Regions from separate parts of the Mus musculus genome. Here region 1 is linked to region 2. Evidence: chromatin loops called from intact Hi-C (ENCODE). Cell type or tissue: gastrocnemius. All regions are shown on one strand. Links, peaks and the distances in the headings refer to the core of each region. The heading gives the core; the rest is flanking DNA. Region 1 holds the start of Hoxc10 (homeobox C10). Region 2 overlaps Gpr84 (G protein-coupled receptor 84).

Evidence for each region. A loop is a pair of places that touch in the nucleus more often than their neighbours do. Peaks named below come from ENCODE experiments on the same cell type or tissue, not always from the same donor. Only the 100,000 strongest peaks of a DNase experiment are listed, where the experiment ranks them.
Region 1: it touches region 2 in a loop (9-fold over the local background); 4 of 42 quality-filtered maps call a loop at or near these places.

The regions. Positions count from the first base shown.
Region 1 is chr15:102,963,384-102,968,750 of GRCm38, forward strand. It overlaps Hoxc10 (homeobox C10), which reads left to right and starts at 3,413. Exons shown (of 2, transcript NM_010462.5): 1 at 3,413-4,225. The coding sequence starts at 3,475. In gastrocnemius, for the core only: CTCF peaks have their summits at 3,194 and 3,825; a DNase peak (open chromatin) is centred at 3,216; H3K4me3 peaks cover 5,000 bases; H3K27ac peaks cover 5,000 bases.
Region 2 is chr15:103,304,875-103,310,241 of GRCm38, forward strand. It overlaps Gpr84 (G protein-coupled receptor 84), which reads right to left. Exons shown (of 2, transcript NM_030720.2): 2 at 3,361-4,782. The coding sequence starts at 4,774. The coding sequence ends at 3,584. Among named protein-coding and RNA genes, the nearest start is that of Gpr84, 2.9 kb to the right of the region's middle. In gastrocnemius, for the core only: a CTCF peak has its summit at 2,466 (motif pointing left); DNase peaks (open chromatin) are centred at 417, 580, 1,579, 2,459 and 2 more places; H3K4me3 peaks cover 1,193 bases; H3K27ac peaks cover 2,499 bases.

The DNA.
Region 1 (5,367 bases), core at 309-5,308, 340 kb before region 2:
CCTGAGCCCTCTTCTGCTCCCTTGCTCACAGACCCAAAAATATCAGAAGGCCTAGCTCAGCCGGACTGCCCTTCAGTGTCTGGACGCAGGGCGGGAAGAGTGAAAAAGCCCTGGGCTTTCTCTTAGGGAGGGGGTGGGATTTATTGAGAGATGGGCACAGCCTGAGCCCCACTTTGGCCTGCAGTCCCCGGAATTTTCACTTCCTCGAGTTGAGGTAAGAAGGAGGACTCTGGAGTGGGGCTTAAGTGCAAGGCTGTTTGCATTGGGGGAAGTTGAGGAGATTCCTAAGAAACAAAAACAAACAAACAAAAAATAAAACAAAACAAAAACCCCGGGGTGACTTTCACGACACAGACTTTCAACTGGGCCCCAATCCAGTTGACAAGGGTACCCTTTGGGTAAGGCCAGCGGGCGCCTGGCTGTGGCGGCAGACCCGGTGACTGAGGCGGCACGCATGCCTTTGAACGCCAGGCAGGGACAATAGGACGGAAGCTGCCTTTGCTCGTGGCCTCGGGAAAGGCGAGCCCAAGGGGGCAGGGCTAGAGACAGGACTTTCCTGGACCCACACAAGCGCTCTCTGTCCCGGCCCTCACTTTCACTTCTTCTTTCGTTTACCTCCATTAATACAGATCCCAAAGTCCTGGAAAAGCCAACAAGTTATTCGGTCGCGTCCGAGCAAGCTAGCGGGCTGTTGCTTAACAGCTCTGGGTTTTCGTTTATCTTGAGTAATTAGAGGCAAACATTTGTCCCAACGGGGGTCCCACTTAGGTTGATGAATTTGATTTCTTGTTTCATTAATGGGCCGTGTTTATCATACTTCTAATTATTTCAACTTTAAACACTATTCGTTCTTGTGAGGAAGTGGGAGTTGAAGCAGGAAGCATTTCTCCTGAGGGTATTATTTCCACTAATAATGTTAAGAATCCTGAAGCAACTCCATTGCCTCCCATAGCTGAGGTTGAAGGTGGGCTTGGAATAGGGGTCTGGTTTGTAGAGGAGACAGGCCCAGAATCTGAGTAACTTTGCTTCTCTCTTGATAGCTAGCCAGTTTCTGTCTTGTAGCATGTTGTTTGAGGACTTTTCTAGAATTTTCTGACTCTCAACACCTTCTTTCTGTCTGGGTTCAAATCCCACTGCCCCCTGTAAATCTCTTCCCGCAATGATTTCTACTTGGCCTTAACAGCACAGCCTAGATGGAGACAATGTTCTTTCCCCGGCTTCTAAGACTTCTATCGTTGAGATTAAAGCTGGAAAGTACCGAGGTAATACAGCACCTGGCTGTTATAGAAAGGACCCTCATGACCAGGATCCAAACCGAGGACATGGGCAGGATTTTGGGAAGACAGACTCCAGGGACAGGCACACCATGGAGGAAAATAAAAAGAGATGTGAAAGAGGGGGAGGGAGCCCCCCAAAGCCATATAATTCTCAATTGCTTTGGTCTTTAATTTCATTGTCCCATAAATGAGGAAATATCAGTTCCCATACTAAATTTTTATCCTCAGCTGATAAATATGACGGGAAATTTTCTTTGGGTCCTCGTAAAAGGGAACGGTTTCGATCAAACTCGTGGGGAAAGACTTATGCAGATAATACAAACAGAGTGGTCATAAAGTCTCGGCTGTTTCCCGCGGGATGGGCAGGGGGACAAATGGCTCCCTAGACTGACTGCTGCTGCGGACTGTCCCAAGTCTGGTCTGGGGCCTAAACAGCCTAACCTTGCCCTGAATAACACCCAGGCTGAAGCCAGGGCGACCTCTGCAAATGAAAACACAAAACTATTTCAAATCTCCCCTGCTGGCCACACACTCCACAGATTCCCCACCCCCGGAATTAAGGCACCCCTGGGTCTTCTTCTCCGCCCCTGGTTGGGGGAAATCAGGGCAATTCTTTCCTTAGTTATCTTCCATCCTAGCTGGCTAGGGCCTCCAGGAATCGGTTCAGCTTCTTCACTCATCCACTCCAGGGAGCTCGGCCCTGGAGTCCTTTCCCAGCCAGGCTCTGGTCTTTCGGGGGAAAATGGAAAGCCCACAGCCTCTGCCCAGGGAAAAATGCGGAGCTACCGGAAAGACAAGTTATTCTCCGGATTCCGTTTCCTGAGGAAGGGGTGGAGAGTTTAGTTCGCTTTGGAAGAAAAGTGATGGAGAACTATTTCAAACACACATCCCTCCTAACCTCCCGGCCTCCCGTACGATTCCCCTTTAGCAAGCACGCAAAAAAATAGACCGCTCCTCTTCTTTAAAAAAATACTCCCAGCCCAATCGCTTAAAAAGGACCCTTCTCGGATGGAGTTTAATTGTTTCTTCTGAGCCTTTCCCATGTGGATACACATGCCTCCAACCCAAGCAAGGCCTGGAGGTTCGAGCTTTCTCTCCGGAAATATTCCTTTTTTTAAAAAGTAGGGACAAGGTCAAACAGGAAAAGAGGGCCGCCGGGCCATGGAGCAAAGCAGCCTATGGAACCCTCTCTAAGGCTCTAAGGGCAAAGCCGAGAGAGAGGCTTATCCAGTAAGGCCCAGACCGCAACTCCAGGGTTGGAGAAAGATACCTTTAATCTCCAACTCCCTCCTGCACTGATCCTTAGGCCCACTAAGATCCTCCTTTGCCCAGAATCCCTTGAGTGGTTGTGACCCGGGCCCGGGCCCACTCCAGACACTGGAGACTCCCAGTTAGTACCGAAAAAGGAACTTGCAACTCAACTAACCTCCAAGACCTACGGTAGGGAGAGCTCAGACCCAAGGGCCAAGCCGGACCAGGAGGCAGGAGAACAGAAACTTCAGCTTGCTTTTGATTCTTGAACTTTCTCTTCTACCCTAAGCCCACTGGAGATTCTTCCCATCTCCCCCAAAACACTACCCGGCTACCAACCCAAGAGAAGAAACAGGAGAACAGGGGTGAAGAAAGTGTAAGGTGAAGAGAGGGAAAAGAGTACCTGAATCTTGTCTTGACCTTTTACTTTGAATTTGACTGTTTTGAGCCCCGGTTGCCTTACTCTGTCCCGCATTTCCCCCCTCTCCACCCCCCTCTCCTCAGGAGCTACAGGCTGATTCTCTAGTAAACAAGTCCCACTCTTCACAGAACAGTCCCATGTCCCTCCACCTACCCCACCACTACCCCACCGCCCTTGCAGCCCGGGGGGCGCTTCCTTTGTTCGCCAGGAAGGGCTCCGGTGCCCCTACCCCGAGGCAGCTGCTAGGTGGCGCTGTTACTCCACGCTGAGCGCTCCGCCTGCCGACAACTTGACCCCGCTGACGTCACGACCGTCTGAATCATCAAGGCCATTTTCAAATCCCATTGGTCTAGCCGTCACATGGTGAGGACCGAATGCGCGGATAATTATGGAGCTGATATTTCCCCCCTCCCCTTCTTTTTCCTCCCGCCCCTCCAACCGCTCCCCCCCCCTTCCCGGATGGGGGAAAAAAGATGTCAGCTCCTCCGCTGTAGTATTGCTCCTTAAAAACCCCTCTCTCTGAAAATGACATGCCCTCGCAATGTAACTCCGAACTCGTACGCGGAGCCCTTGGCTGCGCCGGGAGGAGGAGAGCGCTATAACCGTAACGCAGGAATGTATATGCAATCTGGGAGTGACTTCAACTGCGGGGTGATGAGGGGCTGCGGGCTCGCGCCCTCTCTCTCCAAGAGGGACGAGGGAGGCAGCCCAAACCTAGCCCTCAACACCTACCCGTCCTACCTCTCGCAGCTGGACTCCTGGGGCGACCCCAAAGCCGCCTACCGCCTGGAACAACCTGTTGGCAGGCCTCTGTCCTCCTGTTCCTACCCACCTAGTGTCAAGGAGGAGAATGTCTGCTGCATGTACAGTGCAGAGAAGCGGGCGAAAAGTGGCCCTGAGGCAGCTCTCTACTCCCACCCCCTGCCGGAGTCTTGCCTTGGGGAGCACGAGGTACCTGTACCCAGCTACTACCGAGCCAGCCCGAGCTACTCCGCGCTGGACAAAACGCCCCACTGTGCTGGGGCCAACGAGTTCGAAGCCCCCTTTGAGCAGCGGGCCAGTCTCAACCCGCGCACCGAACATCTGGAATCGCCTCAGCTTGGGGGCAAAGTGAGTTTTCCTGAGACCCCCAAGTCCGACAGCCAGACCCCCAGTCCCAATGAGATCAAGACAGAGCAAAGCCTGGCGGGCCCAAAAGCCAGCCCCTCGGAGAGCGAGAAGGAACGGGCCAAGACCGCAGACTCCAGTCCAGACACCTCGGATAACGAAGCTAAAGGTAAGGCCGTCTGGGCCGCGGGGCGGGCTGGAACGTTGGGGGTGCGAGTCTTCGTGGTCAGGATTTGGGGCAGGAAGATAAGGGAGAATTGAGCAGAGGCCTAAGGAACTCAAAGGTTCTGAATTGACCCGGGCTTGAGGCTCCTGTTTGCTGAGCTCCAGGCTGGTAGCGTGTCATTTAGCAGTGGAAGGTAAACCGAGACATGGAAGTGCCAGGCCAGCCCGGCCCTTGGTTGCATAGGCGGAGGAGGGGCGCACTACAGGAAGCCTACGGGCACCCTGTGCTGCACCGGATCGGTGGCCATTCCTAGGCGCGTGATGGCTTTGGTTTGCTTTTTCAGTGAGGATGTCCTGGGGGGCTAATGTCCCCAGCTCAGGTCAAAGCTCACAAAAAGCTTAAAATGGCGATCCTTAGGCCAGGGACCAGAGAAGGCTTAGAGATGAATAATGTCTCTTCAGTGCATATTCCTAGTTGGAAAAATGTTTACTAGAAACACAATTTGTTGTTTGTGGGTCGGATTTGTGCGTGCAGTTTGTGCCCCTGCAATTTCTGTCTCGGCAGGAGCCTTGGGCAGCGAGGCTGAGGCCGGAAGAGGTGGAGGTGAAGGGCTGCCCGCCACATCCCTCCCTCCGCCAGATGCTTGGCTTAAGGATGGCTTTGAATTAGGGCGTTGGAAAATTTTTTCCCTGCTTTTCTGCTCCTTTTCCTTCTCATTTCTTCTTCTTCTTCTTCTTCTTCTTCTTCTTCTTCTTCTTCTTCTTCTTCTTCTTCTTCTTCTTCTTCTTCTTCTTCTTCTTCTTCTTCTTCTTCTTCTCCTTCTTTCTTCTTCTCCCACCACCTCTGGCCTCTTTTTTTTCCTTTTCTATATTTTTTTCTGGTTATGTTTTTGCCCCCAGTGGTTTTCAAAAGCAGTTTATAAATGAGTGGTTTGAAATTTTCTGTGTGCGTGGCAAGCGGTTTACTCCTGAGAAGGAGTGAGGCATTGGTTGGATTTCTTTGTGATTTTTGGTTCAATGCTCAGCCAGAGTTCAAGCTCAGGGTTCAAGATTCATTTCTTCTGTAACTGAGGGTTTTCAGGACCCTTTGCTGTACTGGGGGCAGGGAACCGGAGTTTGAAACAGGAGCAGGATTGTGTTGCAAAA
Region 2 (5,367 bases), core at 316-5,315:
GATGAGAGGGAGCCGCTGGTAGGGTCCTTGGGAAAGTGGCCCCGTCCGAAATAGGAGCTCTCACTGTACCCCAGCGGCCCCTTATTTATCACCCTCCAAACCTCAAAGAAGCATAAATATTCCTAATTCCTGAAGGCCGAGCCTGAGCTCGTAAATCTAAGCTGGGGTGGGAGTGGGAGGGGGGGTTGGGAGGGGTCCCGCGCAACAAACGCGACACAGCTCCCACGGGCTGCGCGCCGCCGGCCTCCGGCCCGCCAAATTCCCCGCTGTCTCGGCCGGTCACTCGCAGAGCCGCTCCGGAAGCGGCGTGACGGGCACGCGCGGCGAGCACGCGAGTACAAGGGATGCGGGGGAGGGGCGCGCGGCCTCGTTCCCAGCCGCGCCCCACCCCCCTCGGCGCCCACCAGGCTGTAAATCAGGGCCGAGGCCGCTGGACCAATAGCATCGCGACTCGTAAATCGGCCTGTCAAGATCAGCCAATGAAACGTGGCGTTAAATCAAGTCCTGTCAGAGCTCGGCCAATGAGAGACTCTGGGCTGACCATAAATCTGTCTGCAGGAGACAGCGAAAGAGAGAGAGTGTGCTGCGAGCGGGCAGGCGGGGCCGTGGGGGAGGCGCGAATCGGGGACCCTCGGGCGGGCGCGGGCGCGGGCGCGGGCGGGTGGCGCGGGCAGGCGAGAGACTGCAGTCTGCTCGAGAGACGCCCAAATGGAGAGGGACAAAGACAGGCTTCGACAGGGCGCGGGCTCCCGCGGGTGACTGACAAAGATAGTGGTGGGTGTACAGGCATTGACTGGGTCCCATCCTAACACTCACGCCCCAAGAGAGAATACCCCAGAAAGCCTCGCTTTCCGTTTTCTTTCTTCCAGCTCAGCCTTTATTGAAATTAGGAACGGAGATGTGTGCAGAGGGTGAAGGGTGAGAAAGCAGCTTGCTTGCTAAATTTCTGTCCTTCGGTTTTGGGACTCTTGTGTCCTCTGAGTCATTCCCCAGCCCCCCAACCCTCCCGCAATTGAAGATTAGGAAGCCACTCTGATGTCTAACTGCAATCCCTATCGCTGTTCCCTCTACTCTGAGGAAGATTTTGAATTGCCTTCAAGGAATGTGAAAAAAGAACCCTTTTACAAGCCTTCAGAGAGTTGTCAACCTTCAAGATCTTGGAAGGACTGAATGGGAAGGACTTTTAGGGTTTGCCTGATCATATGACCTAGCTTCAGCAACGCAGCTGTTTTGTAGTGGTTAGTCTTTATTGCTGGTAACAGCTCTGGTTAGACTTTGCCCTCAAACCACAGTTTATCACTTACTAGCCCTTTGACTTTGAACAAATTAACCTGTTAGTATTTGTTTTCCCATTTGTAAGAAAGTATAATTGATTGTCATGGGAATTTTATGCCTACATGAAACATCTTTGCAGAATTTAGCACTACAAAGAGTGTCCCCTACTCTCAGCTTTCTACAGATCATGAAACTTGAAGCCTAGAGTGGTCCAGAGGTCTCAAGTTCATGGAAGTGTCACTCGGGTCTTTGGCCTAGCCTCAGCTGCACAGTCCCAGGTTGCACCTGGCCTGTCTGAATCCCGTCTCTGTAGCCTCAGCTTGCTATTTGTTTGTGGGCCGTGAAGAACATCTAGAAACACGGGCTCTGGATTAGCAAGATAGACTACTGGTCCTCATTGGGGTTGGGGGTGGAGGGGGTGGAGTTGAACTGTCTTTTTGTTGGTGTTGTTGTTTGTTTGTTTTTTTTTTTGAGACAGGGTTTCTCTGTGTATCCCTGGCTGTCCTGGAACTCACTCTGTAGACCAGGCTGGCCTCGAACTCTGAAATCCACCTGCCTCTGCCTCCCAAGTGCTGGGATTAAAGGCATGTGCCACCACTGCCCAGCCGGAGTGTCTTTTTATTTTGTCTTTTTATTTTCATTTCAATTCTTCAAGATTTTGTTGTTTCAAACCAGGCATTTGGGGATAGGAAGAGGCCGTATGCAGCGGGGCATCTTGTCAACCAACCCAGCTCAAACATCCCATTCTCAGTGGTCTCTTGGTGCTCACCCAGTACCCTGTCCCACCTTAGATAAAGGTAGAGGCTCTACTACTTCAGCATGATGACTCATACACAGTCCCCCCACCTCCCTTTTTTTTCTGGATCCTGAAGAAGGAAGACCAAGTATTCAAGGCCAGCATCAGCTACATAGTGATAGCCTGTTTCAAATGAAATTAAAAGAAAACCAATGGTTTCAGCAAGGATTACATGCCTGTAAATTTGCACTCTGAGGTCTGAGGCTGTAGGGCCATGAGCTCCACATGGTAAAATTATCAAAAAACAAAACATCCTTCCTCAGTCTTCATTTTCTAGTATTCAAGTATGCTGATTCAAATCCTGGGCCTCCACCCCTGGTCAGGGATCTTGCTGGCACTTACAATACTCAACCGGAAGTAAAAAAGGAAGCACAGGGAAACAGCGCCACCTGGTGGTCTTTGTGCTTTCAGGCCGTATTTACAGAATGGTGGTGCTTGAGAAGTCAGGGGTGTGCCCTGTGGGGCTTTCTTCAGCCCGTAGAGGAAAAATGGAGGAAGAGAGCCTCCAGGTACAGCGGCCACCCGCTAAGCTTGGTTCCATTTCCCCGGAGCACAGGCTCCACCTTGACTATCCCCTTGTATGGGGTGCAGTGGGCAGGATTCACTGCAAGGGTATAACCTGTAGTGTTGAATAAACCTCCTGGCCTGGATGGAGGATTTTGGCAGTAGTGGTGAGCAGTTAAGGGCTGTTTTATTAAGGAAAAAGGCACACACCTGTAATTACTCTGTGGCTCTCGTTGCAGGACGATCTTGAATTTGAGGGCAAATTGGGCTACATATGATGATGTCTCAAAGGAAAAATAAAAGGGAGAGAGAAAGCTAATTCTCTATCTGGAACCCTGTCAGTCACAGGCTACATCTATCCCTGGATAGCTGCTCTCTAAATGGCTTTGACACAGGTCACCCCAAATCTCAACTACTAAATTCCAGTTCTGACTCTGGCCTAAATCCTCCTTTCTCACGTAACCACTCCTGGACGTTAAAAGCATTCAATGCGGAGTTAGGGAAGTAGGCTTCGAAGTGCATATTATGCAAATATAGAATCTGTGTCTGTATCTCCAACATTTATGTAAAAATTGGTCAAGGCAGTGCATGACTGTAATCCTAGCATTAGGGAGGTCGTGTCAGTAGGGTCACTCGCTGGAGCTTGCTGGCCAGTCAATCTAGTCAAATTTTGGAGCCCCAGAAATACTGTTGCAAAAACTAAGATGGAAATAAACCGAGGAAGAACACACACACACACACACACACACACACACACACAAAAGCATGCACGCAAGCGCCAAGTGTGAGGGGGGGATGCAATGTCTTTATTAATAATTAACCACACTCCTTGGGTCACACAGGGTTGACACACTGATTCCTGAATGGGAAAGTGGTGTACCTCTATACCACTGAGGTTGTCTGTGAAATACCCAAGGACTGAAGGGCTCCTGTCCTGTCCTCTGCAGGCCACTCTGGTTCCGGATGTTTGGCCTGTCCTGGTGAATGGACTACTAGCTTTAAATAGCTTTAATGGAACCGGCGGAAACTCTGTGGCCCGCGTTTCAGGATGGAGCCATACGCGTGGCGAAACTGGCGGTTCATGGCTGCATAGAGCACAGGGTTGATGCAGCTGTTGAGCCAGGTGAGGTTGGCAGCCACCATGTGCACTACTCGTGGAGCACGGCCCCTGGCGTCCAGAATGTTGAGCAACAGGAAGGGGATGTAGCTGAGGGCGAAGCAGAGGAACACTGCGAAGCACATACGGGTCACCTTCCCGAACTCTGATGGGGCATCTGTGGCTCTGCGAGCTCCTGCAGTTTCCCGGGGCTTGCGATGCACTTCTGGAAGGCTTCTCTCTGCGATCTGTTGAGCTGCCTTTCTAATGCCCTGGCCCCCAGCTTCTGACGAATCACCTTCCAGGGTCTGCGTGGTCGCAGCACTGACTGGCTCAGATGAAATCCCCTCGCTGGGCCCTCTTGAGGCAACCCCGCTGTCTAGCTCCTGGAAGTGGCCAGGCATGGCTTCTTGTGTCCCAGCCACCTGATGAGAGCGGATGCTGGCCTGATGCAGCCCGTATTGGTCCAGTGCTCGAGCCGCACGCTTCACTTGCCGGTGGATGAGGCAGTAGAAGACGCCCACGCTGCTGAGCCCAAGCACAAAGTAGATGCCCATGAGGATGGTGGTGTAAGGCCGGCCTCGCATGCGGTCAAAGCTGCAGGTGCAGACAACTGGCACCAAGACAAAAACATTCCAGAGGGGGGCAAAGCTGGTCACCCCCACAACCCAGCTGCCCACCAGTGCCAGCACGATCCCCTTGGCACTGAAAACCTGGGGAAAGAGCTTAGGGTGGGCAATGAGGAGGTAGCGTCCTAGAGCAATGAGACAGAGGGTGAGGATGGAGACAGAATTGGAAGTAAAGAGGAGGAGTCCAAATATTCTACAGAAGACCGCGCCGGTACGCCAATGGAGGTGGAGGTATGTGTCCACGGAGAAAGGCTGCAGGAGCGTGCAGTAGAGTAGATCAGCCAGGGTGAGGTTGGCAATGAGCAGGTTGAAGCGGGTTCGGAGCTTGGGACGAATGGCCAAGGCCAGCAGAGTGAGCACATTGCCCACCGTGCCTGTCACAGCCACTGCCACGCCCCAGATAATTGCAAAGTATCGATAGCCCAACACAGACTCATGGTAGCAGGAGAAGTTGGCATCTGAGCTGTTCCACATGATGGAGACTGAAGGGAGAGGAGGAAAGGGAGATGGTATGAGAACTTGCTTCTCCAGTTGCTTCCTTTGAAGCAACTCCCTTGCTCTGCTCCTAGAACTCACTTTAATTCTTGGCTGGAAAGCACTTGATCTCAAAGTTCCCTGTTATCTCCTGTAGGTTCTCTCTACCTTTTCCTTTCACATTTTTGGACTTCTTTTCTAAATTCTTATCAAATGTCTCTTCTGGAAATGTGTTAATTTTGTTTCTCCAAACCTCAGGCCCCTTCAATATGTGTGGGATGCTCCCCATAAACCTGGCAGCTTCCATCCTAATTACTTCCCAGATCTTGAAGACCAGCCAAGAGCCCTGTGCTCCTTGATCCCCCTCCCTTTTCCCCCTCTTCTTTCCTTTCTCCTTCTTCCCTTCTTCCTCTCCTCCTCTCTTCCTCTCCCCCTTCTTCCTCCCTTTCCCCTTCTCTCTCCTGTGTCTTGTTATATAGCCAGGCTGGTCTTAGCTCACAAAGATTCTCAGGCCTCATACATATACCACTATTCTCCTCACCTCACATTTTCTGATTGTGACTACCTGAGAAATGAGAGGATCGAGAAAATAA